Regions from separate parts of the Mus musculus genome. Here all the other regions are linked to region 1. The links are chromatin loops, found by intact Hi-C in ENCODE. Cell type or tissue: left cerebral cortex. All regions are shown on one strand. Links, peaks and the distances in the headings refer to the core of each region. The heading gives the core; the rest is flanking DNA.

Region 1 (4,326 bases), core at 228-4,227:
TCTCCATAGATAGGATATTGTACACAGGCTTTCCTGAAATCTTTATTGTACTTGAACATGCTCAAAGTAGAGAGCTGTTCACACACTCCAAGGTAACAAAACCTAACAAAAATTATTTTCTTAATATCAACTATTTTTAAGGAATTTGGACATTGGCCTCCTCATTAAATCCCCCCCCCCACACACACACACACACACACACACAGAACAGAAAGTTTGTTTCAGTTCCTTCACAAGTACTAGTTTGGGTTTGTTTTTTTTTTTTTTTTTTCTTCCTAATTTCTTATACTACATGCTTAGCCCATTTATTTGGTACATTTCAAAAGGCAGACTGAAATATAGTGAGATACTCAAAGCAAACAAAAATTTGGTATTGTAGAGTTTCTTTCCATCAGAAGGTATAAGATTAAGTCTGGGGATGTAGCTCACCAGTGCACAGTATCTGCCCTAGAGTGCTTGAAGCCTTGGGTTTGACCATAATGGGAGGGAGAGGCAGGGGACTGTTAAAGGAAAAGACATCACAATGCACAAAAGTGATGGTGTATATTTCAATTACCCTGTTAAGACTAGTGCCTTTGTACATTGGCTTGTTTAATACATAATTTCTTTAAGATATTAATGCTATCTCTCACTTCTAAACAAACATTGATTTTAAATATATATATATATATATATATATATATATATATATATATATATATATATATATAACATGACATTCTTTAGAACTGGAGGGAAAGACAACCCATACAAATTAATTTATAAATATCCACTTCTCCACTTCCTCATCCCACCCGCTATTAACTTGTTTCATGAGCATAAACCGGGCTCCAGCTATCTTTTTTTTTAATTCCCTCATAGTACAATAAATTGTCCAAAGAGTAAGTTGTGTGTTTTTTTTTAATCACCCTGTCCTCTATGGTGTCAAATATTAAAGGAAATATTCTAAAATGTGTAACATTTCTATCTTCATAAGATATTTAGAATTTGTCTTAGGTAAATAAATCCTGACTCGGTAATACTTCTCTGCAATCTACAGGGCCTTTCACTGTGGCTCTAACACACAGTGAGGTAGAACGGAAGAGGAGGGGGCGGTCAAAGAAGACGAGATTTCTTCCCAAAGTAAAGTTTCCAGAGAAAAAGCTGCAAATACCCATCTCTAAGACACCTCCAAGCAGAGCCGCCACCGTTATTCAAATTGCTTTTTACCTACTCCCTACAAGTAAAATGGCCAATGGTGAAGAGCCACCTTAGTGCATATACCACTCTGCAAGCAGCACACACACTCAGCGGCTGCACAAACAAACACCGCTTTCATTTTAAACGAAGGGAAAGCATCAGAAAGCAACCCTGGCCACCCTGAAAAATCACCCTAAAGGGAACCACGGCGATCCTAACGCCGGGGGAGCGGTTCCCTAACCACCGCTCGCAGAGCCGCCCGCCCGTCCGCCCGCCCGCCCGCCCGCCGCGGCGCACGGCCGACCCGGCCCGGGGAAGACCGGTCGCCGGCCGGGCAGGCTTTGCGGCCTAGCGCCGACCTCCGCGCAGCGGGCCGTACCGGGCAGGCCGCACCCGGGGCCGCGGAGGCCTGGCCCCGCCGCCGCTCACCTGGTCCTGCGGTCCATGGTCACATGTCGCTGCGGGGCTGCCGTCGCCCCGCGCCCGCACGCCCGCACGCCGTCCGGGACGCGCTGCTCCGAGCGGCGGCTGGCCCACGGCGCCCTCCGCGGCCTCGCGGGGACAGCACCGCGGCGACGCCGCCCCCGCCCCTGCCCCTGCCCCCGCCTCTCGGTTCCCGCGACCCGGCCGGCGGCGGCTTCGCCACCTTCCGCGAACCAGGAAGTCGGCGGGAGGGGGAGGGGGCGCACGGGGACGCGCCCGGCGGCTGCACCTGGCCGCGCGGGCTCCGGGCAGGACCTGCCCTCCTGCTGTCCTGGGCACCGGCTCCTGCGATCCCCGGCCTGGGAAAGCACTTCTGCCCCGGGGTTCCCACATCACGACTCCCATTCATTGCAAATTGGGAGCTCGAGTGGATGCTCTGACTTCCGCCTCACTCCTGCCCGTGGCCCCGGTAGTGCTCTCTCGGAAACCCAGAGCCGCCCCCTCCTGATTCAGGAATGTTCAGACTTCATGCACCTGCTAACCAGCTCTGCCAAACTGCTCAAGGACAGGCTCCAGTTGCCGGCACATATGGGAAACACATTCCTGCCGCAGACACCGGACGCACAGCCAGGGACTTAACTTTTGAACACACAGTAGCAGGCCCCCTAGAGTGTCGTTCTAGGGGAGCTGAGAGGGCACCACGAAGGATGGAGGAGGTGGAACCTGATGTGTTTCTGTAAGCAGTGACAAACACTGGCTTGGTGTTTTCAACACCTGAGCTATAGGTAGGTACCTTAATCCAGAGCAAGAGACTGGATCTGAGATAAGGAAGCAGTAGGCAGTGGCAAAGTTGGAATCTAACCAAGCTCAGCTGCTGCTGATTCTTACTGTGGCTTCTTACTGCCTCGTCTGCTGCTGTCTCAGATGCAGGATCTACTAAGAAGACATTTAGAAAGATTTATGGTAGACGTTGAAAACATTGTCCAGGGCTGGAGAGTCACACAGACTCCTTAGGGACTGGAGAAGGCTTTCTCCCAGCTAGCATTCCCCCTTGACAAGGCTAGAGTGACTGTCATGCAGTAAGGGTTACTTCAGACTGTATCCATCCACACAGAAAGTACGAGAATGAGGAAACCAACATGGTATGAATGTGGTATGAGTCACGACACATAAAAGTCAGACACGGAGCCTTGGAAAATAAAGACTAGATTTGATCTTATACTTTCCTGCTAAAAAAAAAAAAAAAAAAAAAAAAAAACGGTGTTGCTCCATCAAGATAGAAAGATATAGTCCACAGCCACAAACCTCTTACTTTAAAAAAAAAAAAAAAAAAATGAGCTCCCAATGTGGTTGAAAAACAAAACAAAATGTCAGAGCATACTGTTTTTGTCACAGCTTGTCTTGGCGTGGGATATTAACTTCAGTTTCTCGCTTCCTACATTTGTAAAATGGGAATTATGATTCGCCTGTCACATGAGGACTGTGCTGTTCAAGTTTAAAATTGCAATGCTTCTTGTGAGATATTTGGAGAAATCAGTGAATTTCAGTTTCACAATTAGGCCAACTATACCATGTTTATATGGTTTTCCCATATAAAGATTTTTGCTGCCTAACTAACAAGTTAGCTTACTAGAAAGACTTGAAATAAATTCTGTAACTAAAAACGACTTCTGCCCCAAGAGTTCCTGAAATGTGAGAGTTTCTTCTTTCATTATAATTAATTCTTCTCCAAAGTAAACAATCCTGTCTAGGGTGACTGTGCCATGAATTCTTAGTTTGGGGTGAGAAAATAGTAACAAATGTTTTCAATGTCCGTTGTTGGAATTATATAAAATGACAGTTACTCTATAAAGTTAAGATTGTTACTTATTCAAGCTATACTAAGTATGAAGACAAAATGTCCCATATATTTACTCTGTATCAATCACATTTGAGGCCAACTACAATAAAGAGTTAGATATTATTGATCTTAATAAATAAACACAGGCAGGTATGATTTATATACATAGTTTATCGAAAATTAGTGCAGATAGAAGTTGGAATAAACCTGTCATGTTTATTGAAGTAAACCTATGTTTATTGAAACCAGTGATATAATTTTGGTAATTTTCGCTTCATAGAAAACAACATTACTAATAGAGAAGTTTATAGAAGGCAAATAATCAAATTGGTTGTCACATTTTCCCAAGATCATATTTCAGCAGTAATATTTCCTACTTGACAATAACATTTTTAGAACCATAGTAATTCAAGAACCAGATACTATAATAGTATTGGCAAGGAGCACATAACAGGACTATAGATTAGTGGCAGAGTAGTTGCCCACCACCTACAAGGTTCTGGTTTGATCCCCAGCACAAGAAGAGGAGAAAAAAAGTAAAATATATTCTTCAGCTCATGACTGTAGTAATCTAAGAATATGACCTTGATGATGAATGTGGTGATGTCTATTACTAAGTTGGTTTCAGCTTTGACACAATTTAATAGTGGGAGAGAAGGTGAATTAAGATACACTAACATGTCCATAGGCCTACCTATTTCAACCTACACTTCTGTCATTTTTTTGGTTGGTTGGTTTCGGGTCTTGTTTTGTTTTGTTTTAATAGTGGTTTCCTAGTAGTAGTGTAGCTCTTTTGATCTTTTTACATAGAAACTTTCTAAACCATTATGTTTGAGCTTTTTCTTCAATACCTGATTGTGCCCATTTTCCTCAAGCTACACCCA
Region 2 (4,326 bases), core at 221-4,220, 130 kb after region 1:
ACTTGCCCTGAAGACCTGAGCTCTTATTCAAGCGCAGAGGGCAAGGAAAGGGGACCCAGGATTGGTTTGGGGAAGCCCAAGGAACTTGTCTGCTCTGATTTCCCATGCCCTGGCCCCAACCCATTTGGGAACTCAGCACATAGGGACCTTTGGGCTACTAAAAGAGACAAACTGGCCGTGAGTATCACCTTCCAGTTTTCAGTGTCTGGTGTGGCATGTGACTTGTAGCTGGAAGATAGTAGAACAATATCCTATTTAAGTGATCCGCCTGAGGTCCCAGACATTGTGAACATCTGGACTGAGATTCCCACTCGGATTTCCTAGTTCTCAGATGATCCTGAGCAGGTGTGGTCCCTAAGCTAGGCTGTGTGGGATTCTCTTCCCACTTTAAAAGAATTCATTTTGGGATGGCACAAAGAGAGGGCTTCTCAGAGAAAAGAAACATGTAGCCCAAGGAGGTTGCATCTGTCTCTAGTGAGTTCACATCTGGGCAGCTGCTGGACCAAGGGAAAGGGGCCAACACAGAGGCTAAGGGTAGGTTCCTATCAGGGCAGTGGGCTCAGCCCAGGGGTTGGCCAAGGGCTTAGTGGCTGTGCCTGGTTGTACCCTGGCCTGGGGGACCCCTGCTAAGCTGAGGCAGAGAGCTTTGCCTAGGGTCCAATTGCCCAGGGCACACTCCATATTCTTTGATGCACGACATTCAAGGCAAGACAGGCAGGACACTAATTGTTCTTTATTGATAGAAGATGACATTTAAATTTCTAGCCACTTACTAAGACCTGACTGTGCTACTGAGAAAGGAGAGGAGAGAAGGAGGAACAGAAAGTCGGAGGGGAAGAGGAGGGAGGGAGACAGGGTTTTAAACAACTAGGAGAGAGAGAGAGAGAGAGAGAGAGAGAGAGAGAGAGAGAGAGAGAGAGAGAGAGAGAGAGAACTGTGCCTGCACAATCCAGAGGGTTGGGGATTTCTAGTCAAACTGGGAATGAGCTGGGCTGTTTGCTTGTTTCATTTAATCTAATTAGCTAAATTTGGTTTTCCCATGGATCTTACATTATGCTAGACCCAAGAAACTTTCAGAATAACAGAGTTTAGCTTTACTTGGTTTTTAGTTTTCTGGAGAGGAATAGAGCAGGGAAAAAAAGAAAAGCCTGGCATGGATTCCTAGTTTGCTCCTTAGGGCTGCTCAGTCTTTGAGTAACTTGTCCTGTTTCAGGAGCCCAGGCTGTTTAACCCACCACAGCGTCCCAATATGCATTCTCTTCCCTGGAGACTCCCAGAGGCATGAACAAATAGTGCACATTCCTTTAAGATCAGGTGAAGAGAGTTTGGAGGAATTGGTTTAAAGTAATCTAACCTAAATCCCCTTCATTTATTAAAAAAAGTGCTTACCATTCAGATGATGCAGCGTCACAGTCAAATGGAGATGGAGGGGGCGGGGTGGGCCAGCAAGTTTAGAACACGTTAAAATATAGAACATACAAGTCACCCACATTTTAAGACCATTCGTTTTAGCATGTCTGGGTTTTCGATGGCCACTTCTGTTGAAATGTAAAGAACAGCGTTTATGGGATCCATACAATGAGTTTTAAAAAGCACATACATAAAACATGATGAGGAGCCAAAGACCATCAGAAAGGCTGGGAGACTTGGCAGACATCAGTTAGTGCTTGCCACAGGGCAAGTACCTTTCTATGAGAATGTTCCTAGTTCAGTTTCTACCTCTTTGAACATATTAATCAGGCTGATATTTTTGGAGGAGGCATAGAGATCATTTATCTGAGATGTTGGATTGAAGCAAAGCCCTCCAAAGGTGAAAAGATTAGCCTAGACTACACAGGTCCTCCGTGGGTAACTGACCATTAACTTAGAAACTGGATTTTTGCTACTTCTCAAAACCTCCCTCCCGAGGTTCTTGCCTCTAAATGTGCAAGATTCCTCTTGTAAAATTAGCCTGGTACTGACCCCTAGTGGTCTCCCAGGAATTAGTTAATTCTCAGAAGGTTCCGAACCATTCAGAACAGAAACTCCTTTTAGATAGGTGACCATCTCCCTAGCAAAGGAAGGTAAACTGTTTAGCTCCTCTCATTAACTTCAGTAACAACAAATGTGTAGTTGCAGGTGGATATTTGAAGTGATTTAAAGAGAGTTATTTGCTCTTATAATTCAGGAGTGGGGGAAAGTATTCCTAAAGCTTAGACACAGGGGAAACAATCATTTGCAAATTTACATAAAGCTTTTGCCATTAAACACAAGCAGTTTGGGATATGATGACTTAAACTGTGTCAGAAATAGATTTCTCTATCCCGTTGGATAATGTAGGGCAAACATAGCCACATGAGAATCATATATTGTAAGAAAGACCTGATACCTGTGTCACACACTGAATTGGTATGTGGCAACAAACCCAATAACATTTTTCTAATACACTCAACTGCTATATCGAGTTTGCAATGAGAAAATCCAAACCGAGAGTACATAGAGAAGCGATGTCCTCAAATCTTATTTTATTTCTCCTTAGATTCATTTTAGTGATGAATAGTGAGATAGCTAGGCTGGGGATATTATTCATTTTTAGGAAGTGTTATCCTGGGAGAGGGGGAATAAGTAAGTGTATTATTTAAACATCAGGTTAATGTCTCTGTGACTATTGATGTGTTGCTCAGGAAAAGTTGCTCACATAGGCTAGGCCTGCTATCTCATTTGAAGAGGCCTCCGATGAATGGAATGTGCTTCTTTGGCCATTTGCTGAGGGTATGTTTGCAATCTGGCTGTGAAATATGGCTCAGTTTACTGGAGATAACCTACTTTTACAGTCACAAGATACTGTTTCATCCGTCTGAGGATCTGAAAGTGCAATTGTGCAGACTATTTGAAGTTGACATATCCCCACTGGGATGAAATAGGGTAAAATGTAAAATATGTCCTTTCTGTTATCTCTGGGAACTGTTTCCATTCTGACTGGCTTATAAGAAGCTTAAGCTCAGAGTCTGACAGTATACATCTGACTTGGACACTATCTCCACCTGATCTGACTTTGTATTAATAAGAGCTTGTAATTTCTTGGCGAACAAACAGCTCAGACTTGTTGAGTTCACAGCCTTGTTTTTCACTTAGGGAAACCAAAGGAGAGTATGACACAGTCCTTTCTCCCTCAGAGGACTCAGGGACACCTGCTTTTTTGTATAATTGCCTTTCTGTATGTGCCCCTCCCCCCTTTGTGTCTTAGGACACACAAAAGGTCATAATTTGTTTTATTATATTTGGGATAATTTTTCACTAAACTAGTTTTTCTGTTAAAGTAAAATTTCCTGGCTGTTTACCACAATATACATGCTGCTTTCTGGGTACGAATGTGTATATAGAAATACTGATTGGCTAGAAAAGTCTGAAAGAAATTTTAACCAGAGCCTGGCAGGCAGGCAACATTGTAAAAAGCAGGAGAAGGGTAATGCTGAGAGATGTCTCACTTTTTCCAAGATTTAAGCTTTTCCTCCATAAAGACATAATCAGGTTGATTTTCAGTAATTCATCGAAGCACAGGATTGTCAGATATGACAATACATCAGATAAATAGTTAAAATAAGGGTTTAAAGAACCAAAGGCCATGAATTTGCAAAGGTAAGTCAGTAACTATTGTTTAAATGTTTTCTCCTCATGTGCCTGTGCAAGGGCTGTAACTGTGAGGAGCTTTTTACATCCCGGGGATGAGAACAACTTTCCCCCGGGTTGAAAGTCTGACTTATTTTGCCCCTGGTGCCAAGGAGGATTTTCCAGGAGCTGAGATGCTGTTCTCTCTCTCTCTCTCTCTCTCTCTCTCTCTCTCTCTCTCTCTCTCTCTCTCTCTCCCTCTCTCTCTCTCTCTCTCTCTCTCTCTCTCTGTCAGGCCAGTGAGTGGCACAGCTCACAGCTGACTCACAAGCATCCCAGCAGTGAGCTGTGGGGAGTGCTTCAGGCAGGAGTGAACGAGAAGCCTGGGCTCATTTTCCTTCAGAAATATTTATTAGACTAACTCCAAGGGAAAAGTGTTTTCTTCCTGGCATAGCCTAAGCTAACCAGTGATAGCTAACACTCCAAATACAGCGCTCTTATGATTCTCTAAGACATTTTTAAAAAAAGTCATTTTTCTCAAGTCTCCTCCTTTTTCCAACCATGCATGTTCTTTCTCCTGGTTGAGAAAGCTCCATAAGGACAGGAAAATGGCTTAGGTCATTCTTTGTTTTATTATATTTGGAATACAATATGTGTGCGCTGTAAGATACCTGGGTGAAGATACACATAAACCATCAGAAAAGGGTTTCTCCTCCTCCTCTTCTGATGTTGTTCTTC
Region 3 (4,326 bases), core at 172-4,171, 120 kb after region 1:
CTTAAGGTTTGGAACTGATCTTCTGTGCACTCCTGGCTGGGGTCGGATAAACTAGGATCAAATCCAGGATGCGGACAATAAGGGCTCCTTTACCGCTTTGAAAACATGACTGTTGGGAACTCTTGGAAAGATGTATGCTTGAGGGTGTGTGTGTGTGTGTGTGTGTGTGTGTGTGTGCAGGCGCGCATGTGGGGAGGGGGTAAAGACCCCCTCCTTCTGCCTTTCCCCCAGTCCCCCACCCCTTTGTAATGTTTGTCCCTGCTTGCCCATCACCAGGGGGTTGAGAGGAGGTATGACAGGTCTTTGTTGTCTGAATAAAAATCCGTGGCAGCTCCAGGGAGAGGACTCCTCCTACTAAATTATCAAAAATGGGCTGGCTTTAGTCTCTTAACAAATTGGACACAGCTCCGGCTGGAGCAGTCCCCAACGCAACCTACAGGCACTGGGAACTTGCAGGCAGCCGGGGACCGCTGAATCTAGCACTTCGTTCTCTTTCTTTGTGTTCAAAACTATTTTTCTTTCTTCCTTAGATTTTGTTTTCCTCCCCCCCACTTCAACCCCCCTCGGCAGTTGTTTTCCATTAGTAACTCGATCTCTCGCTGCAGTTAGAATCGCCTGCTTTTCCCTCCGTCCGCGTTTGTTTGTTTTCTGCACATCTCCTTCTGGAAAACCCTGGATATCCCCCCCCCCCGCCCCCTTCCCCGTCGTTCTTTTGCCTCGGTCTTTTCCCTCTCAAGTAGAGCTATTTCTACTCTGTCGTTTTCTTCTTTCCTCTCTTGTCCCTGTTCCCCAACGCGTCTCTACGCTTCTGCATCGCGCAGCCCTGTGCGGTCGCTTTTGCTTCTTCACTCGAATGAACTGAGAGCCCCAGGCGTGTGTTTATGGAAATAGTGGGGTGCCGAGCCGAAAACAATTCGTGTCCTTTCCGCCCCCCAGCCATGCTCTTCCACGGAATCTCCGGAGGCCACATCCAAGGTATCATGGAGGAGATGGAGCGCAGATCCAAGACTGAGGCCCGTCTGACCAAAGGCACTCAGCTCAACGGCCGCGACGCGGTAAGGACCAGTCCGGGCGCGGCGCCCGGGAAACAGCGAGTCTCCCGGTCCGCCCAGGTTGGGGATGGCGGGTCCCGGGGACTTTTGCCTAGGGATGTTCGCAAGGTTTTCACGAGAGGCGTGCTTGCTAGGCAAGGTTCCCTTTCCGAATCGAGGTGTCTAAGATGTTGTAGTCCTGAGCTCTCCAGTCTTTGTATAGCAGCTGATCCCGAGCCGACAGGGCAGCGGGCCTTGGAAGGAGCGGGCGTGCTCCCTGCCAACCACAAACTCCAGTCTCCCGCGACCTGGCCGCCAGGCCGGATCCGCCCGCCCCCAGGGCAAGCCTTGGTGCAGTTAATAGGGGGACTACTTACCGGCCTGGCGTCCTTGCCCTGGGATAGAAGACAAGACCTTCAGAGTAGACCTCAACGTTCTGGTCCTTTTCCCATTCTTCGGAGCTCAGCACCCGAAACCAGAGATTGTTAGGGGCTCTGCAGGACAGTTCAGCTGCTCTGGTCGTCACAAAAATTGCGTTTCTCTTCCTTATGGGACCAGTGTATTGGATAGTGGGAAATCAAATCAAATAAAATGCGAAGGAGCGGGTCCCTAGTCTAAAAGCAAGAACATGAGCGCTACAACCTCAAGAGATGGAATCTACTATTGCGGTTCCTATTCGTAACAGCAGTTATTATGTCTTCGTGAAAATACTAGTAACCTAAACATGTCCCCCTTCCACGCACCAAAGGGGGAAAAAACTACAGAAGTCTGCGGAGATGATTCCGGGCAAAGAGTGCTTTGTAGACCCTCTGTATAACAGCAAGGACTGTAGCTCAAACTGACCCGAGAGGGCTCTAGACAAGAACAGCGAGGTTTTGGGATAATAGTCCACTGTCGCTATTTGTATAATTAATTCAGTGAGAATCCAATATCTGAGTAAAGGACGAAATTTATCCTTCCCATGCCCACCAGAATGTAATAAGGGAAGCCCGGACTGTTTCTGCTAGTCTGAGGAAAGGGTCCAGCGGTGAACTTTTTACTTGTAATGGCTACTTTATTTTAAAAGCGGCAACCACATCCCAACTGTGTTTCTCAGAATAAGTTTTACCGCCTTAGCTAGCCTCATTTGGGAACTAGGTCTTAGTTTGGGAATCAAAAATTCAAGATAATTATCTGTGCTGTTTGTGCTGGCTAGAGAAAAGAGCGAGTGTACGGAAAAGAATGGATGGGGCTCTTCTTTCAGGACAGGCACTTCACTTTCTCACCAAGGATAGGGCTAGGGCGACGGCCTTAACAGCAAGAGCTGTTAGGTATGTCCGAATCACAACGACGGCCAAATTATTCTGCCTATATAAATTAAAAAAAAAGGAATTATAGTATTGTCTGTGTATAAAAGATTCACGTACTTCAGAATTCTAGTTCTCAATAACAGTTTGTTATTTTATTTTGTGTATTATTTGAAAGTTACACATTTTTAGCCTTAGTTATTCTCCTTCTGGACCGCCCATCAAAACATCCTGTAGGCTCTCAGCAAGCTCAAGATGTTGAGATTTTTTTTTAGGGTCACAAGGCTAGGAGGATCAGGATGCTAGGAAGGGGAACAGAATGTTGAAAATGGGGGGAAGTTGCAAATGTTTCTGTGGCCCTTGTAATGGTGTGCTGTTTTGCGCTGGGGTTGCCGTTCTGCCAGGACGTCCCGGGTTGTGCGGCAACGCCCCGAACCCACCCTCAGCCTTGCCTTGTGCTTGTTTCACAGGGTATGCCCCCTCTCAGCCCGGAGAAGCCTGCTCTGTGCGCCGGCTGCGGGGGCAAGATCTCCGACAGGTACTATCTGCTGGCCGTAGACAAACAGTGGCATCTTAGGTGCCTGAAGTGCTGTGAATGTAAGCTGGCTCTGGAATCTGAGCTCACCTGCTTTGCCAAGGACGGTAGCATTTACTGCAAGGAGGATTATTACAGGTACTGCCCCCACCCCCAGCCCCTTCACACACTCCTCTGACCCAATTCACCAGATAGAACCACTGCGATAGAGCCACTGCGAGAATCCGGAGTCCCTTCTCTGTCCCTTTTTTTTTTTTGGCTCGGTCAGAGTACAGGTGTGTGTGTGTGTGTGTGTGTGTGTGTGTGTGTTGTTTTTCGTAAATGAGGGAAATTGCCTTAAAACTGTGTATACTCCATTGGTGAGGATGGGCGAGAAGGATCCCAGGGTGTAATGAGTTTTATCAGGGTTCTCAGCTCTTCACAGCATCCTCCGGAAAAATCAGGGAGAAGAGGAAATGGACAGGTATCAGGTGAAGGAGACAATATTTTGTTGTTGTTGTTGTTGTGTTTTGTGGTCCCCCTCAATATGAATTGGCCAGCTCCCCCACTTTTGGCCCAGAAAGCAGCAGCCAGGTGGGTGACAATGGTCCTGTAAATGCCTATGAAAAAGTCACAGAGGCCACTGTTCCAGAAATGGCTAGTCAGAACCAGATTGAAGGAAACAAAACAACAAAACAAAACAAAACAACAACAACAAAAAACCAACCAACCCATCAACCAAACAACCAACCAAGTAAACAAAAAAGCAGAGCAAAGGAAAACAAAAGGAAACAAACAATAAAGAAGAAACAAACATCATCAACAACAAAACAATCGAACAAACCCGACAAAACAAAAATCCCAGCAGGTTGGGAAATGTTTGCGTCTGTGGACATTATCTAGCTCCTGTCTAAGCAGAAGCAGGAGATAAAGGGATAGCTTTTTCTTTGTGGAATTACCGTTCTTTTTCTGGGATGCCAGGCACACTCAATACATGAAAGAGTGGCACTATTTTGTCATCATTAAGATCAGCCTTTTTCATTTGGCATTACAATTTAATATTCTTTCAATAGCGCCGTGAATTGGCCAGTTCGTTTGTTTGCTTAAAAAAAAAAATACACTGAAGCTTAGTTCCTGGTTCTTCGCACTTTAATATACGGATTCACTAGGACCAGAGGAGGTCACCGAGCAAGTAAAGCTGATATCCAAAGAGGTCCTCAGCCAGAACTCCCTAGCTAGTCTTTGGCCCCTGTAGACTAAGCCCTGGTACTGCGAATGGGAGTTGGGTCCTCTTTGTACCAACTGGCTCCCTGATTCTCCTGTTTGCTTCCAGAAGGTTCTCTGTGCAGAGATGTGCCCGCTGCCACCTTGGCATTTCCGCCTCTGAGATGGTCATGCGCGCCCGAGACTCTGTCTACCATCTGAGCTGCTTCACTTGTTCCACTTGCAACAAGACCTTGACCACGGGCGACCATTTCGGGATGAAGGACAGCCT
Region 4 (4,326 bases), core at 186-4,185, 190 kb before region 1:
AAAGACATGGCCATAACTGAATAAAACACACAGAGAAAAGAAAGCAAAGCAAGTGAAATGAAGAACATTAACAAGAAAGTAGGGTGCAGAGCACCCAAAAGCAGAGCCTTGCCAGCAGCAGCGCGTGCAGTGCATTCTGTTTCCATAGAGGAGACTCTCTGGCTCCCCAGAACTACTCCTCTCCTCTCTCCTCTCCTCTCCTCTCCTCTCCCCTCCCCCTCCCCCTCCCCCTCCCCCTCCCCCTCTCCTCTCCTCTCCTCTCCTCTCCTCTCCTCTCCTTCCCTCCCTCCCTCCCTCCCTCCCTCGGTCTCCCCTCTCTCTTTCTCTCCACCTCCCCACCCCCATGTATAGTGGATTGTTACTGTAAATAAAATGGGCAACTATTACCTCACTGTGAAACTGACTGTAGAGAGCTCTGGAAGCACCATGTGGAAGAGGCCTCCGCGGAGGCGGGCACTTTACCATCACCTTACAGCCCCGGAGGCTGTGGTTTAGGAGTGATGTTTATGTTCCCAAACCATCCACAGGGCAGAGCTGCTATTCTGGTCTGTGTTCATCATATTATAAAAACGCAGATATTTCTGTTCCTTCCTATTAAATGACAAGGCTGATGGGCAGAGAATGAATATAGATGTCTTCCTGTATTTGTAAATCATGGTGCTTAAGAACTTAAAAGGAAGCAAGTTATCTTCAAAGCTAAATTAGCGGGACTAACACTTCTTGAGGTTCCGAGGAGACACATGGTCTCCAAAGCCAGGAAGTAGCTTACCCTGATGGTCAGATAGTTAAACGGGACTCTCCTTGATGATACATCCACTCTGTCCAAATCAAAGCACCAGTGCCGTAACAGATGCTCATTTCAATTTGCTTTTAATCTATTCTAGTTTTCTTTCTTTCTTTCTTTCTTTCTTTCTTTCTTTCTTTCTTTTTTAAACTTTAAAAAAAAATCATTCAGTTGACAAATAGAATGCAGGAAATCAGAAGTGATCCCTGGTTTGGCAAAATACTCATCCCAGAAACAGTACTTTAGGGTCCACTCTTGCTTGTTGTCCAGAGACTATGAGCAGCTGGCAATGGCAATACCCAGGAGGCTGTCTCTAAGACACAACAACTGGCATAAGACGTCTCAACTCAGAGGATGCACACTTACCCACATGGGCACTTGCAACAAACATGGCTTCAAGCTGGACATTGGGAAGCCAGGTTTTAAGGGCTGTTCATTTGCTGGGTGACACCAACTGTGATTTAAATCCCACTACCCCTTAGGTCTTTAACATTTGAAAACACAAATTTGACCAGTGGTTTTACAGCTTTTCAGTGTAAGAAATTATTAGTCAACACAAAAACAATATGATTAAGTATTAAATACCTCAGTGAAGAAGAATAAATAAGTGATCCTTTGAGAAATGGCAAAGATCCTGAATTTATAGTGGGACTAGCTACTGTGCACTAATGGCTTTTCCCACCACCAATACCAGCAACTGATCTCTGACAAACTTCAAAGCAGAGCCACACAGGGGGTAAATGCAAAGCAAAACCAAACCAAACCAAACCAAGCCAAGCCAGACAGGAGAAAGCATCATTTCCTTATCCTAAGATTCTTGAGAGAAAATAAGAACTTGTATACAGAAATTGGGTATTTTTATACAGAAATTGGGTATTTTTGGAATAGAGAATTGTTGTTAATTTGATCAGAACTCTGAAAGACTGAATAGGAAGGGGGGAAAAAAAACCATAAAAAGTTAAAGGACAGAAAACAGAGGGAAAAATCTGTTTCCATGTTTCTATATAAAGTCTAAAATGGAAATATTCATTAACCAGATTTACTAAATGGAAAAAATGAGTATATTTTGTCTTTGTTTCAAGATTTTTATAATAGTTATTTATGGAAAATGAATTTAAAGAGTAAAATTCTAACATTAAAGTGTTAAACTTTAAAATTTTTAAAAATTATATATGACATATTTACACAAATATGACCATTTTCCATTATGCTTTGTAATATACTAAGCATTGTTCTGCAAAGTTAAATTGAAGTTAAAGCCCAGTTTCTGAAGGGTGGCTTGAATGCTTCCTTCTGCGCCTGGCACTACAAATTGACTTCTAAGGAAAGTTCCACAGAATGTCCACTAGAGGGCATGCTTGCAATCCAGAACCCACTTTCTTTTTGAAACAATTTTAACTACAACCAAATACGAAATGTTTGAAAGAAATAGTGTTCCATCGGAGAAGGTGACTTCTTTCTAATTATCAATACTGTATTTCACCAGAAAATCAACTGTATAAGTTACTGCCATTAGAATAAATTATGTTAAATCCAATATGAAGAGCCCCTAAAATCCGCGTTGCTATAATGTGCTTTTATTTAGGCAATACTTCTTATGGTCATGTTCCCTTAACGTATTTCAAAAAGTTTTATCCTTTAAAGTGTTTTAAAACATTTCCCTATTACTTCAACTAGCAATTGACCTTCATAGTACCTTCAATATTGAGCCAAAATAAACAGAAAATCAAAACTGGTTCTTAGAGTTATTTGTCTTCATGAGTCCTGCTCAGAAGGAAGGAAACCATTCCTGGTTCTGGACTTGGCCACCTCCCCAGTGCCAGTGAAGACATCAATCTTGAAGGAGCTACAATCACCTCACTAAACCAGCACAAACTCTACATCTTAAATCTCTCTCCTTATACCAAAGATACGTCTAGTCCTCGCCCCTCATCAAGGAAACTTCTCTTTGCAACAGATGAAAAATGTTACAGAAAACCACTACAGATCCACTGTGGAGTCAGGTTCCAATGGAATACATCTACAGAATAATATTAAAATAATAATAATATCCAGCACCTAAGGCTCAGGGACATTGTAGGGCAGAGGGCAGAGCATGAGGTTCAGGGAGCTTACTACGAGATAGATGTGTCTCCTCATAATATCAGAAGCTACAACTAACTGAGCAAGGACAACAACAGACATGTCTGATGTGGACAGGAGGAACACACCAATGACAACAGGCTACTACAAATGCTGACGGGGAGAGACAGGCTTCTCCAGTGAAAAGTACTGGCTGGGTATGGATACCAAGTGGTCAGCCCTGAAAACATACATGTAGTAATAATGTATAGGCTGAGGAGACTGTACTCAGGAGAACATGTAGATATGTATGGACACTTAGTGAAGACAGACACCACAAAGCTGAGGGAAAACAGGTTCGGGTACGTGGAAAGGCTTGGTGGGAATGCTATAATTTCCAACAATAAAAGTAATAATTATATGTCTTATGTAAAACTTATTTAACAAAACCAAGTAGTCTTAATATTTACCTGCCAAATTTCTCCTCTAACCCATGACAACACAATTATTTTTCTTGATTTGTTGCTTATAATTACTTTTTTCTTGTGACGAAGTAAGTGGCTTCTCCCTTCAGAATCATGCTAGGTAACTTAGGCTGACTTTGAACTTGTGACATTCTTTTTTTTTTTTCTTTCCATTTTTTATTAGGTATTTTCCTCATTTACATTTCCAATGCTATACCAAAAGTCCCCCATACCCATCCACCCACACTCCCCTACCCGCCCACTCCCCCTTTTTGGCCCTGGCGTTCCCCTGTACTGGGGCATATAAAGTTTGCGTGTCCAATGGGCCTCTCTTTCCAGTGATGGCCGACTAGGCCATCTTTTGATACATATGCAGCTAGAGTCAAGAGCTCCGGGGTACTGGTTAGTTCATAATGTTGTTCCACCTATAGGGTTGCAGATCCCTTTAGCTCCTTGGGTACTTTCTCTAGCTCCTCCATTGGGAGCCCTGTGATCCATCCATTAGCTGACTATGAGCATCCACTTCTGTGTTTGCTAGGCCCCGGCATAGTCTCACAAGAGACAGCTACATCTGGGTCCTTTCGATAAAATCTTGCTAGTGTATGCAATGGTGTCAGCGTTTGGATGCTGATTATGGGGTGGATCTCTACAAGTGGCAACTATACCAACTTTTTACACTTCCTATGTCTCAACAAGAAGTGCTGCCATTTATTATAGTTATAGTTTACTTCAGAGTCCACTAACTCTTATAAATAAAATTTTGGCATTAATATGTTACCATAAATTATACACAATTTCATATGAGTTTCTTGCTTTTCTTATAAGCTACATCATATAATCATATCTAAGTTTTGTATTTTAAATTGCACTTAAATTACTTACATTTGTAGGTAGACATTATGCACATTTGTAGTGTATAAAACAGTCTATAAAACATAAATTATCTGATTATCATTTTCATTGAAGATGATAGGATGGTGAGATTTTGTTGATATGCCCACACATCCTACTGTGGCT
Region 5 (4,326 bases), core at 250-4,249, 120 kb before region 1:
GCCTTACAATATACAAGCCTTGCTATATTCCAGTCTGAGAGAACAAGGAGGCCATTGGACATTGTTCTAGTGTCAACTGGCCTAACTGAAATCAAGATTACTGAGCGCACTGGGAGCCGTTTCTAAAGCCGGCCAGTTCTCACAGTTACTCTCATACTTTACACACTGTTTTCATGGTTGCTTTAGGCTGAAACTTTGCCTTATACCAGACTCGGAAAATCCTTGTCTTAGAAGCCAGCTCTTTGACTATACTCTGTTTTTAGGGTGCTTCTAAAGAAAGATGTGAAGGACAAGGCTGCCACTGGTAAAGGTATGAAAGCTAACCCCGATAGAGCAAATGGGATTATGGGTAGATTAGAACCCTTGTGAAATCTTTGTGCCACAATATAAAATTATATTTCTTAGTTACACATCGTTTTTTTTTTTTCTACATAACTATTGAAGAAATTTGCAAAATTTAAAGAACTATGCTTGCCAAATCTAAATTTTTACCTTTGGGGGAAAATGCTCTGATACATACTAAAGTACTCATTAAATCAAGTTTCTGTGGTTTCTTTAATCTATACTGACCAAATCTAACGGTTTTTTTCCCAATGGTGAACTCTGGCAAAGGCCAGCTTACCAGCAGTAGTCCAGCAGGTGTGGAGGAAGCACGGGGATATATATGTGTTGCCAGTACATCGGGTAGAGTAGCGCAGCCGATCCATGGAGACAGGCAGTTAACTAAAATTCACAGAAGGGGAACAGTAATGAGGAGCTGCTGACCCTCTAAACACAAAGGCATGTTCCAGGTATCATGGATGAGTGATCATCATAGAACGATTTACACAGTGACACAGCTCACACTGTTCTCACCAACTCTACATGTAAAGTCCGTGTCTCAGAGGCCCCTCTGAAAACACACGGCAAAAGAGTCTCCTTGGGAATCACATGCAGATTCAACTTGAAAACATGGTTAGCGTCAAACTTTAGACCATAAATAAAATCTGAACTGAAAAAAATCAGTGAGTCTCTTAGAAAATATTGTAGGAAATGACAATTTGTGCAGCACAGTTTGCGCATCACTCAGATTAATACAACACGATTAAATATGGGAAGAAGAGAGGCTGAGAGCCCCTGAGGGATATCATTAGGGCAAACTGCCAAGGAATGAGCCATGAGCCAGTCAGGAGAGTCTGGAAGCGGCGCTAACACCAGGGGACTGGAGCGCTCGACAGTTGGAGCTTCAGTAATGTGTGAACTCTGGGTTAGGGTATCAAGAGACGCTGCTCACTGACACACAGAATGTCACTATTGACCAGTGAGCTGCCCAAGCTTGACAGCTGTACTGCAGGAAGCCAAGTATATCATAATTTCATATTGAAACTGCTCATTCCAGATTAACATTTTGTTTCCTAGCTTTATATCACAGCAGCTGCAATTACTGTTGCTACTTTAGAGGTAATTGCCATTTTAATTGTTGTGTTTTGGCAAGCAGTTAATTAAAAGAATTTTAATGCTTAACAAAGGGATACCATTTTTTTTCTCCCTAACTAATCTTCATTCACATTATTTTCTATGAGGCTTTTATTTTTAAAATGATTACAGTTATAAAGTATATTCTTGGTGATTAAAGGCGTAATTAATCCAGTGTTCTTTTTCACTGTGTCAGTATTTTCCGGTAGTCTCCGTGTTAAGGTTCCCAAAGAAGTCCATTTAGTTAACTTGAAAGGAAGAATTTTCTAAAACTATATGAAAATGAACCATATCCTTTACATAAGAAAATAGCTCCGTCATTTTAAAAGAAGTCAAAATATATACACAATAAGTACATTTAAAACAATACATGGACACAAAGCAATCAAAATCTCATTAACAGCACCACTGTTCTACATGTAAGTGTAAATTAGTTTTATTCAATAAAAATCAATTATGATAATGTGATCTAAAATAAAAACATTACAATTTTCAATCACCTTTTGCATGTATATTATGTATTTTCCAGTGAGATGTTTTATTAATGTTATGTGACAAATAGCGCAGTCTGACTCAGACTCTGATACCAAGCCAGAAGCACTCCCGTGCCTTGCAGTGTCAGTTGCTTTGTCAGTTTCTCAGAGCACTCTTTCAATAAACATTATTTTTAATTCCTTAATTACAGCCAACACTATGCCACTAGGAGGCATTCGAATACTTGTATTTAATAAGGACAGACCAAGGATCTGAGTAGATCATAAAGCAGATTGGAGACTGAGAACAAGGCTGGGCTACAGCAGATTAGTGACTGAGTGAGAACAAGGCTTAGCTCCACATTGCCAGTTCTCCCGAGCTTTCAGACGCTGGCTGGGAACAGTGCATTTTAAGTCTTTCTAAGTTAAGAGAGTTTACGTCCTGTTGAAAAGCATAATATACTTTGTTAATGTGGAAACAAATTACTTTTATAATATCTCAGTTAAATTTTAAAAAGGAAAGTTTTGTTATTGAGAAAAGAACCGTGAAGCAAAGGAAATGCTTATCTAAAGAGGAGGCGCTGCCATAATGAGTGCATACGTCCAACAACCAACGGACCCCTGCAGCAACCCTACCCACAAACCAGGGCTCCCCAAGCATGCCATGCAACCTTCACCAGCTAGCAATGGCATTGTGTGGTGGGCGGGATTGGCTTCTTAGAAGATGGCTTCTAAGACCATAAATGCTGCGTCACAGATCCCGGCACTGTCCAGCATTTGGCAAGCGATACCCTTGCTAATCAAGCCTGCCGGAGGAGAACTGCCATACAGCCCTTGGAAACTTTCCAGACAAAAGAAGAGAGAAGAGGAAGAGGTAAGAATACAAGACAATCTCTTTTTAGCTCATGTCTGTCTTAAGAAACCCCACTGCATCACTTGAATGAATATATAAACAATGGAGTTTATTTATCCACTATATATAAACTTCAGAGTTATGTAGGTAGGGCTATAAGGAATTATACTTTCCCAATGAGAGCAATAATAATTAAAAATTCTTCTCAAGTACGACATTCAAGAACATACTTATGAAGACAGACCAAAGATCCAATATGCACTATTCAACCAACAGTGCACAGAGCTGTAAAATTTTTAAAATTGAGCAATTATTATAGCATGAAGTTAAAGAAAAGACAGCAAAGTTACATGTAAATAAAGTCACAATTATAAGAAAATAAATGACACTAAGAAACTAAACACACACATGTAGGCTGTATGAAATCTAGCACTCAGACTACCAGACGTAGAGCTTAGAGGCTGGCAAGCTACATGGCCTGTGGTACCTGACTGCTCACACCAGCTGGTCTCAGTGCCTGCGGTACCTGACCTGCTCACATCAGCTGGTCTGAGTGCCTGATGATCAACATAAAAAGTTTTCTGTGGATGGGGTATAAACACTCTTTGTCACAGGTCAAACACTCTTTGTTCTTAGATGACATGAAGTCATTTCATATTCTCAGTGAAAGATTCCTATCTGAACCAGATGGCTCATTGTGTATATAGTCTACCAAAAATATATTTCCAAAGATTAAGTCTAAATGTTTTAAAGCCTTCTATTAGTTATGAAATCAGAAAAAATCATAACATTTCTTTGCTTATAGCAACAAAAAAATATTGCCTTCTATATGCTATCCCACAAGACAAAGACACAACGTTGAACATACAGAGACCCAGTTTTCATGAAGCTTACATATCTAGTGGAAAGCTAACCACAAGGTTATCATACTTTGCAAGTTAAGCATCCTTATCTCAAATCTCCAAACCCCAAAAGACTCCAAATTCTTTCATTTGTTAAATGCCAACACAACACTAAGTGGAAAACTTCACACCTGACCTCACATAGCAGTTTCCAGTCAAAATGCATGTGTACTAAAATTACTGTTTAAAAGTACCAAGGAGCATATGAAAGCTGAATGAATTCTGTTGGGACGCAGATGTTCTACTCAAATATTTTATAACGTATCTTCAAATATTCCAAAAGTCAAAACACTCTGGTACTGCACATTTCAGACAAAGGATCATCAACCTCTCAGTTATAAATGCCAGGAAGAAGTCTAAAGGAGAGGAAGTGCAGAATAACAGAGACGCTGTGTAGACAGAGGACTTTGGGATAACTCTGATGTGACTGAATGGGGCCAAGTGAAATAAGAAAACAGTCTTGTGAACCTGGGGAGACCACTCTCTGCAAATGAAGCATGGCAGTCAAAATCCTTGCCATGGAACATATGCTGTCTCTCCACAGAGCAATGGGGAGGCTGTTTGGATTGGACAGAGCATGCCGAAGATGGGAGGAAACGAGATCTGGCAGGAAGTGGATCAACTGCAGGGTACGGCAGAGTCT
Region 6 (4,326 bases), core at 64-4,063, 110 kb after region 1:
AACCCAGAGTCCTAACATACCTATGAATTCTAGGGGGAATGCAAATCCACAGAACCCACCATTAAATATTATAAACATGTTTAAGCCAATATATACACCCAAATTTTGGAGAAGAGTTAGAAAACCTGCCCAATATCATATTACTTGAAAATCCAACTATAATAGCTTCATAATAAAATGAAAACTTCACTTACTTTTCTAGAACCATGACAATACACCATGACCAAGGCAACTTACTAATGAATGTGTTTAATTTTGTGGCTCACTGCCACGCACTCCCGTAGAGTCAGCTTGACAGGCCGAGAGGCCTGGAAGCCATTCACGAGGTGGAGAGTTTCAGGGAAACTCACCTCCTGGAGTCTGGTCTTCTTTCTAACCCATACATTAATATTCCATTCCCGCGTTAGTCTGGTGTATGGATCCACGTGCTCTTTTTTAGTATTATCTTATTATAAGTGCCTTTTAAGATTGAATTCTGACATAGCTTAGTCTTCACCAGTGTTCCAACGTCCTAGAAAGTCCTTGAGCTGACCATGGGCTTGGAATTCAGTAAGAATGTTGCTATTCAGTGACATTCAGAATTGCCTCTGGTATTACACTATCACTTTGAACAAAGCTAAGTCACTGCCCTACACAGGAATTTACCATCATCTAGGAAGAAGGAAGTTTGAGACCTAAGGAAGAACCAGAGTAGATACTTAGAACTATAGATAGCTGAGTTACACCCATTCACACGTATTTACAATGGCCTAGGGGGAAGGTGGACTATACAATAGACTAAAATAGGAACTATGGCAAGGGCACGAAGCCCTTGACCCTGGCTTCTAAGATTAAGTGAACTTTAGGTGGAGCTTTTTTTGATCCCAGTTGTTAACAATGAATTCTATCCCTGTTAGACCTTCTGTGTTTGTATTCCTCTGTTTTGTGTAAGAATCCAGTAACCTATTTGTACCTTGCTGGTGTGTCACCCAACTTCCCTATTTTCTTCTGTATAAAAAGTTTGATGCTCAATTTGACACATTACATTCAGATTCTACACAACCTCTCCTGTGTACATCTGTCTGTCATTCCCTCCGATGCTTTGCCCACTTGCCCCAGAGACCCATTCCATGCAGACAAAGGGATCCAGAGGGTCTGTGGCAGCTCACAATTTTAGAGTGTTATCATCTATAAACATTATGGTGCAGAGTAAGGCAGGAGGCAGGCAGGCAGGCATGATGCTGGAGCATCTAATTTACATCTAATTCATAAGCATAGGGGCAGAGACAAAGAGAGAGCTAAATGGGAATGGTGTGTGCTTCCTGAACCTGAAAGCCCACCTTTAGGGGCACACTTCCTCCAACATCTCCTAATCCTTCCCAAATAGTTCCACCAACTGTGGATCAAGTGTTTAAACAATGAGTCTACAGTGATTGTTCTCATTCAAGCTCTACATCTACCTTCTGAGCTTGGACTTGGTGCTCTCACTTTCATACAGCTTTGGCTAATGTGAATGGAGGAGTCTCCGAAAAAGAAAGAATGCACACAAAGATGAGCTAAAATTCAAGGCCAATGGGGGCCTTTCAAAGCAAGAGACACGGGAAAGAAAACTGGATGCTGATGATCAGATTAAACCTGAAAATAGATATTTAGAATGCTTTGTGTTGTTAGTAGTGAGTTATTCTCTCATCTCATTTCAACTTTGATTACATTTTAAAGGTGCATCTGTAAGAATGCAAGCAGTGGTATCATGTGACTAATACAAAGATCAGCCTGTGTGCCCAGAGGCATAGACTAACCAGGATGATTCTTTTTCTTAGACTGGGCTATAGCTGGAACTCAGTAGGTAGCTCAGGCTGGCCACAAACATAATCCTCATGTCTCCACCTCTGAAGCCCATAAATCTAATTTTGTGGTGTTGGTTGGGGGCGAACAGGAACATGACCTATGCTTAAATTCTCAAGTTTAATGATAATCATGTTGGGTGAATTTAACTTTGGTCCCATCTTTCCAGATTTCCTTAAAGTCCCTCAGAACATCAGGTAGTCTTCAAATGGCAAATATACTACTCCAATGTAAAGGAACATTTAAACACAGGATTCAAATTTATTAATTCACTGAGTTTTACAATATACCAATAGAGTTGTTTCCATCTGTGATTAAGGACATCAAATCGGGGGCTGGACAGATGGCTTAGTGGTTAAGAGCACTTCTAGAGGTGCTGAGTTCAATTCCCAGCAACCACGTGGTGGCTCACAACCATCTAAAATGGAACCCAGTGCCCTCTTGTGGTGTGTCTGAAGAGAACAACAGTGTACTCACATACATAAAATAAATAAATACATAAATCTTAAAAAAAAAAAAAACAGGGCTGGTGAGATGGCTCAGTGGGTAAGAGCACCCGACTGCTCTTCCGAAGGTCCAGAGTTCAAATCCCAGCAACCACATGGTGGCTCACAACCATCCGTAACAAGATCTGACTCCCTCTTCTGGTGTGTCTGAAGACAGCTACAGTGTACTTACATAAAATAATAAATAAATCTTTAAAAAAAAAAAAAAAACAACAACCCAAAACCATCAAATTGTGGTTTCGGAGTTGCAGGGTAAATCAGTGTAAAAAGGAATTGAATTGTCTTTGGTGGCTTTGACAACTTTCTCCTGTCCAACTAACCCACTCTTGCTAAGGATTCACTCCTGCCAATAGCTCTTTACACCAAAGAGCACTAACTACTCAATAACACTGCCTACTCTTGAAATTCAGGCTATGGCATCCAAGGCTGGGGGTGCTGTTAATTTAATGAACACATAAAATTGTTTCTTGGGATCGTGCTAATTTCCCTAAATTTTGTAGGAGTATGGGTGTCACTTTCTCAGACAGGATTTTAGGTTTGGTTTTGTGAAAACTTCACTACACTCTTTGTGTGAGACTTTTCCTTGATTTTCATTCTAGAGTGAGCCAATGAACCATATCACCAAGCTTGTGATTCCAGCTTCATTCCTGTCACACATGACCAGCAAATACGCAGCCTTTTCTATATGGGCTGAAGGTGCTTTCCTTCTTATTATTTTTTTAAACAAGTATGATTATGCAGAATACGATCTAGCTTGATAGGAAATGAAAATGCTCGTCCTTTATCTGAGAAAAAAATAGTAGCGACTTTAAGAGTAAAGAAGGCACCTTCTTCCAGTCTTCATATGCATAATTTTCTTTGCAGAGGACCCAGATGGAGGGAGCTGAAGACTGAGAGGCAGCCCAGTCTACACTGAACAGTGCTCCGCCTCCCCTCTTCGCCCCGCCCCTAGACCGACCCCGCCTCCCCTGCCCACGCCCCACCTCCGGCCCCGCCTCCCACCGCGCCGGCGCCATGGCCGCCCAGGGGATCTGGACGCTGGCGAGGGTATCGCTTGGGAGGCCACCGCCTCGGGCCGAAGGTTTCCGACAGCAGCTCAACTCAACCCTCGGTTCGACTTCCGAAGGAGCCCGCGGCGGCTCCGCGGCCGACTCGTGGGGAACGCCCGAAGGAGAACCAAGGCATCCAGCGAGCCGAGAGTTAACTGCAGCGGAGAGGCACATCGTCGAGCTGCACCGGGCCGCCTGCGCGGTGAGGCCCGCTCCAGCCTGCCCCGCGCGCGGCCTCTGCGCCTGCGCGCGCCCGGCCACCCGACCCCGAGGCGGCCCGGCCGGGAGGTGTTGGACCTCCGGCCTGGGGCGGGTCGGCCTGGGGCGTCCGCTCAGAGGGTCCTGCGAGAAACCCGGTCGCACTTTTGCGTTCCGGACAGAGAGGTGTCTGCCCTGAGATGGGAGGCTCGCGAGGCTCGGTTTTTGATCTGCGTCCCAGCTAAAGGCTTGTCTCGGTTTGTGTGTGTGCGCGCCCTCCAGCGTGTGAGTGTGTTGTGTGGGGGAAATGGGTGCTGAGGAACTGAGGGTAGGACTGAGCTCTTACAGGGAACGTATGTAGTACAGACATGTTGCCTGTGCGTGATAACTCGAGCAGCCTGCCATCCAGTGACTTTAGTAATGCAAACATAAGACAGACGCTTTACATTTTTGCCCCGTGTCCTCTCATCCTTTGCCTCCAGTCCAAGTGAGCGAAAGAAATTATAATCAGGCAAGTTTGCATTTTTCCTTAGGCATTCTTAAATCACCTTTTCTTCTGGTTTATGGATTTGACAATTGCTTGTCACCACCAATATCTAACCTTATCTCCCTTCAGTTTCCTGACACTTTAGAATACAATAGTTTGAAGATAGCATTATTTATATTTTAAGTTTTATAATGATGTAAGAGTGACTTGTAATAAATCTGTGTATTAAGCTCTGTGTTTGGCTAGTACTTGATAAGACCAC
Region 7 (4,326 bases), core at 89-4,088, 820 kb after region 1:
CAGTTATGAAGGCTAACAACTTGTGTCTTTCTCTATTGTGAAATTCTTGATGGGGTCTTAGTATTTTCTTGAAACCCGACCTTAGGTTCTGATTAGACAGGATCAATTCTGATGAGTGTGTTATTTTTTTTTAGAGGTGCTATTGCTCAGACTAATGAGATACTAAAACATCTTGGGAAAACTGTTCCTTCATCTTGAAAACAGACAAATCCCCAGACTAGACAGATGGCCCTTCTCTGTGAATATTCTTTGAGAATGTGACAGTCATTTTAAGATCAAGTTAGTGGCTAGACCATTACCCTATAGATGTCAGAACAAACATAAAGATGGAATCTTAGGTTGAATGTTATGGGTTAGGATGAAATTAACCCAGATTTGTGAGATAATAAATTCCTTAGAGTTTAATCTATAAGTTCTTTTTATTTCACCTGCTAATTGTAGCAGAAACTTTTTCATAACACTAAACCATCTCATGACCTCTTGATCCACAGCCTCACATCTAACCTTATACTCCTGACTTCCCCTTTCCACAAACCCCAGATGTTCATCTACTTCCCGGCAGCCCACTGCTGCCAGGCAGACTTTTCAGCTGTGCCTGGAGGCCTTTTGTCACCAGAATTTCATTTTCTTTTCTAAAACCCGACAAAGCCTCTTTGGCCTCAAGCCACTTCCTCAGTTCAGGACCCAGCAGAGAGCCTCTATCCCATCTCCATAGTCAAGTAATCAGCATTGACTAGCCATAAAGAGGATGGCAGAGTTTCTAATACCACCAAAGATAAACTCAAAGTAGTGAATGGGGGATTTTATAAAGCAGTCTTGAGTGTGGAGGATAGAAGAGGCTGCATCATTGTGCTTTTGTCCAGAGATTTTCTCATTCCTTAATTGCTGGTATGTGACATGCTGTCTTCTGCAATCTCAGCCCCCACCATGTTTATGGTTAATATAATGATGGGCCATGGGTACAAGCATGACCTTAACGTTCTAGGGAAATTCCCAATTGCAAAGAAGTTAGTTCAAAGGGTGGAAAAGAAATTGTTGTTGAGATTTCTTCAAAGTGTTAACAAACACACATCAAAAAAAAACCAGAAAATGTCAACCTGTAATTTGGAAATAACGTTAGATTATAGAAACGCTCCAGAGGGTGTAGATTCCCCACACTCTGTCTGCTCAGTTTCTGCTGATAGCAATGTTTATCAAAATGCACATTTGTTAGAAATAACCATCAGTGGTACAACACTGCAAACTAACTTAGGGTTTCTGTTTGAATCCCATGCTTTTTTTTTTTTTTTTTAACTGAATGACCTTGCTTTCCATAACCTTGAACCTTTGAGTTCCTAGTAGATGTTTGGAATATTCTTGAATTTATGTTGGTATAGTAAACAAATAAAGCAGTAGTGTAGGTGATGCCCTTCAGATAGTGTGGGATTAGAGGACGTGGGTCCTAAGAATGTAAAACATACCAACATAAGTCCAAGTCTAACTTATGCCACTGGATGTTTAAGTTATTCCTTGAACATGGATGGTAATTGTAAATAAATTTCAGGATCACTTTGTTATCAACACTAATGTGCTTCTTAGGATTGCATAAGTTCATATTACTAACATATTGCTGTATGTTCACAACCACCCTGAAACTCGTACACACACACTTTCTGCTCTACTGCTCCACGAATACAGTGAGTGGTCCACACCCACACTATACAATGACTCTTGGTGTGTGTTTGCCTGAGCACAATGAATCATCCACCTCCCACACCAGGCAATGACAGTAGTTGAATGTGCATTACGGTGTGCACTCACGAGTATTAATGAGTACACAATTTTTTACAAAACAACTTTCCAGCAGATGTTTGTGACACCTTTCTGTAAGTGGTTGCATCCTGCTTTCGGTTTGTCTTCCTGGCCTTGACAATCACTGTCATCCTGGAGGGGCTGAGTGGTGGCTGGTTCTCTATGGAATCTATCTCTGATGGTCACCACATGATGGCAAGATAGGCTTTCTTCAGCTACCCAGTGCTCAGATATAAAGGAAAACATGCTGTTAGGATCTAGTCCAAGCAGTGTTAAGAGACAGTCTGGACTAAAGCTTAAGTGTCCCAGCTCACTGTAATCTAAACAGTCTATAGTCTCATAGAATATCTATTATAGAAACAGTAACCTGGAAAAAACAATAGACTGGGCAGGGGGGATAGGAGGAGGGCTAAACATTTGTAATTTAGTAATAGAACTTGCAGAGAGTGGCAAAATGTTATGGGAAAGGACAGCATATTCATGTGAGTTTAATACACTTACACTTCAGCAGATTACGCCCACAGGTTAGCACCCAGCAAATCAATAGACACTAACTACATCTTTTCAGATTCTCATCACTAACTGCCATCACTTTTGTTGTTGGAGGTTCCACACAGTCCTGTTGCTCACTTACTTAATTCTGCCATTTCATCTTCTATGTGCGTGAATGTGTCACCAGTCTTTGCAGTTAGTGGACTCAGTAGAAAAAACATTCCAGTTTATTAAAATATGGCTATTTGCTATGTAGGCATCTTCAAACAGTGGCTATTGTACACAATTCGTGCTCTAAGGGCAAAATATAAGGGTACCCTGATTTTTAGTCCCAGTTGTATGAAGCACTTTATTAAAAAATACACAGATAAAATATGGCTTCAAATAATTTTTATAGAAATAACCAGGATTAATTAATAATTAAAGTGATAAATGTATTATAGCAATTTAAGTAATCAGGATAGATGAGTTCAATGTACATCATTTATAAACAGTAAATGGCAGTTAATGCTGATATGATTACGTGTGTTCTCCAAGTGGCTACATCAAAGCTTCTATCTTTAACTCACAAAATGTATCTTATCTTATAAGCTAAATTGCTAGACTACATTTTCAAGACTGGAGTTACTTAATTAAAAAGTCATCAGTAGCCAAATAACATGAATTTCATTTGTTATAACTAAAATATGTCTGGAATTAGAAGCCCAAATGTCAGTGATTAAAGATTGAATATAATATTTCAGAGTCATCCTTGATATTTCTAAAGCATTTCTCAGTCTCTGACACCTTATGAAATAGTAACCCACAGCTTTACCTTGTAAACTGCCTTTACTTCACGGCTAACGTAAAGCTTTTATTCTTCAAAAAGCACACAGTACTCATCAAATATCATTAACAAGAAGAATCTAACTAGATTCCCTTCTTACTTGGAAACATCTAGTTAGGATTATCATGAGACAACATGTTGAGGAAAAGAAAAAAGTCCATGAGTTCTTCATAAGAATCTCCCTAAAAATTCTCACCTGAATCGGTTATTTTATGTCCTGAAAGGGTGGACTGTGCTAAGAACTTGATCTCTATTGTCATATACCACACACAAGATGTCTTTCCATATCAGTGAGTTACATGAAATAGCACTGCCAAAAATTTAATTTGAACAGAATCCCAGCTTTTTCCCCCACTCCTTCTTTTCTCTTCCTGCTTTCTTCCTTCCTCCTCATTTCCCTCACCTTTCCTTTCATTTTTGAGACAGGCTTTTGCTATGGAGCACAGGCCGACTCATCCTCTCCATCCTCCTCACTCAGCCTCTCTTGTGCTTCAGCTCAGGAACATTCCACCCCTGTGGTCAAAGGATGTGTCGTCCCCCCCATAGATTTTATTATTTCTAAAGGAAGGTAAAGGTCCTCTTTCTTAATGAACAGCTTTATTAAGTCTACTGCCAAACTGCTTCCCCAGGTGGGGGAATTTCTGTGTAAACTGCTGATTTCATTTGAAAGAGCAAGTGGAGGAGGCTGGAAACAGGGTGTCAGAAGTGCCCAGTGACAAGAACACCACTCTTCCTTTAGTGACACCTCAGACCACGGCTGTGGGTGGGATTTGGGATTCACATGTGGATGCTGTGGTGAACAAAGACATGAATCGAAATAGACAGAGAGTGAGCAATTATGCCTAGGTTACCCTCCAGATGACTCTGAAGGACAAGCAGTTGCTATGCTGTTTCATTCTCTCAGACGAGTCTACACTGACATTGATGGGGAAGGTTGGTCCTGGGTACCAGGATGCCTGAAGGAGGCATGCTTCTGAAGTTTTCCTGCAGCTCTCTTATGATACCATCAACATAAACATTAAGTGTCCTTTGGCATTTGAAAATGCCTCAGCAAATCAGAAGGATGATTAGTAAGTACGAACCCACCAAGAGGTCTTCACTTTTCCCACTCAACTGTGAAAATGTTACTAGACCATTATCCAGCATAAGAAGCCAGTGGCTGGCAAGTGTCAGTAGGTGGGGAAGGTTCCATGATGACCTCCAGGAAACAGTTCCAG

The links. Peaks named below come from ENCODE experiments on the same cell type or tissue, not always from the same donor. Only the 100,000 strongest peaks of a DNase experiment are listed, where the experiment ranks them.
Region 2: it touches region 1 in a loop (2.4-fold over the local background); 10 of 42 quality-filtered maps call a loop at or near these places.
Region 3: it touches region 1 in a loop (2.4-fold over the local background); 15 of 42 quality-filtered maps call a loop at or near these places.
Region 4: it touches region 1 in a loop (1.9-fold over the local background); 8 of 42 quality-filtered maps call a loop at or near these places.
Region 5: a loop joins it to region 1, with 2.3 times the contacts of the local background. A loop is called at or near these places in 10 of 42 quality-filtered maps.
Region 6: it touches region 1 in a loop (6-fold over the local background); 14 of 42 quality-filtered maps call a loop at or near these places.
Region 7: a loop joins it to region 1, with 2.0 times the contacts of the local background. A loop is called at or near these places in 3 of 42 quality-filtered maps.

The regions. Positions count from the first base shown.
Region 1 is chr1:138,961,168-138,965,493 of GRCm38, reverse strand. It overlaps Dennd1b (DENN/MADD domain containing 1B), which reads right to left and starts at 1,785. Exons shown (of 22, transcript NM_001166501.1): 1 at 1,609-1,785. The coding sequence starts at 1,625. In left cerebral cortex, for the core only: a CTCF peak has its summit at 2,253; DNase peaks (open chromatin) are centred at 1,209, 2,185, 2,431 and 3,003; H3K4me3 peaks cover 1,924 bases; H3K27ac peaks cover 1,664 bases.
Region 2 is chr1:138,833,173-138,837,498 of GRCm38, reverse strand. All of the region lies in intron 3 of Lhx9 (LIM homeobox protein 9), which reads left to right. Among named protein-coding and RNA genes, the nearest start is that of Lhx9, 7.1 kb to the left of the region's middle. In left cerebral cortex, for the core only: a CTCF peak has its summit at 1,972 (motif pointing left); a DNase peak (open chromatin) is centred at 1,938.
Region 3 is chr1:138,838,537-138,842,862 of GRCm38, reverse strand. It overlaps Lhx9 (LIM homeobox protein 9), which reads left to right and starts at 419. Exons shown (of 5, transcript NM_001042577.1): 1 at 419-1,055; 2 at 2,788-2,990; 3 at 4,165-4,326. The coding sequence starts at 882. In left cerebral cortex, for the core only: no CTCF peak of the experiment used is centred there; DNase peaks (open chromatin) are centred at 1,194, 1,460, 1,776, 2,136 and 2 more places.
Region 4 is chr1:139,154,390-139,158,715 of GRCm38, reverse strand. All of the region lies in intron 19 of Dennd1b (DENN/MADD domain containing 1B), which reads right to left. Among named protein-coding and RNA genes, the nearest start is that of Gm41960, 11 kb to the left of the region's middle. In left cerebral cortex, for the core only: a CTCF peak has its summit at 2,125 (motif pointing right); a DNase peak (open chromatin) is centred at 2,128.
Region 5 is chr1:139,077,570-139,081,895 of GRCm38, reverse strand. Dennd1b (DENN/MADD domain containing 1B) reads right to left here. Exons shown (of 22, transcript NM_001166501.1): 10 at 623-723. Among named protein-coding and RNA genes, the nearest start is that of Gm41960, 88 kb to the left of the region's middle. In left cerebral cortex, for the core only: a CTCF peak has its summit at 2,138 (motif pointing right); a DNase peak (open chromatin) is centred at 2,171.
Region 6 is chr1:138,855,836-138,860,161 of GRCm38, reverse strand. It overlaps 2310009B15Rik (RIKEN cDNA 2310009B15 gene), which reads left to right and starts at 3,308. Exons shown (of 3, transcript NM_001081226.1): 1 at 3,308-3,581. The coding sequence starts at 3,345. In left cerebral cortex, for the core only: a CTCF peak has its summit at 2,252 (motif pointing left); DNase peaks (open chromatin) are centred at 3,336 and 3,521; H3K4me3 peaks cover 660 bases; H3K27ac peaks cover 199 bases.
Region 7 is chr1:138,142,006-138,146,331 of GRCm38, reverse strand. The region is part of intron 1 of Ptprc (protein tyrosine phosphatase, receptor type, C); the gene reads left to right. Among named protein-coding and RNA genes, the nearest start is that of Ptprc, 31 kb to the left of the region's middle. In left cerebral cortex, for the core only: no CTCF peak of the experiment used is centred there; a DNase peak (open chromatin) is centred at 1,715.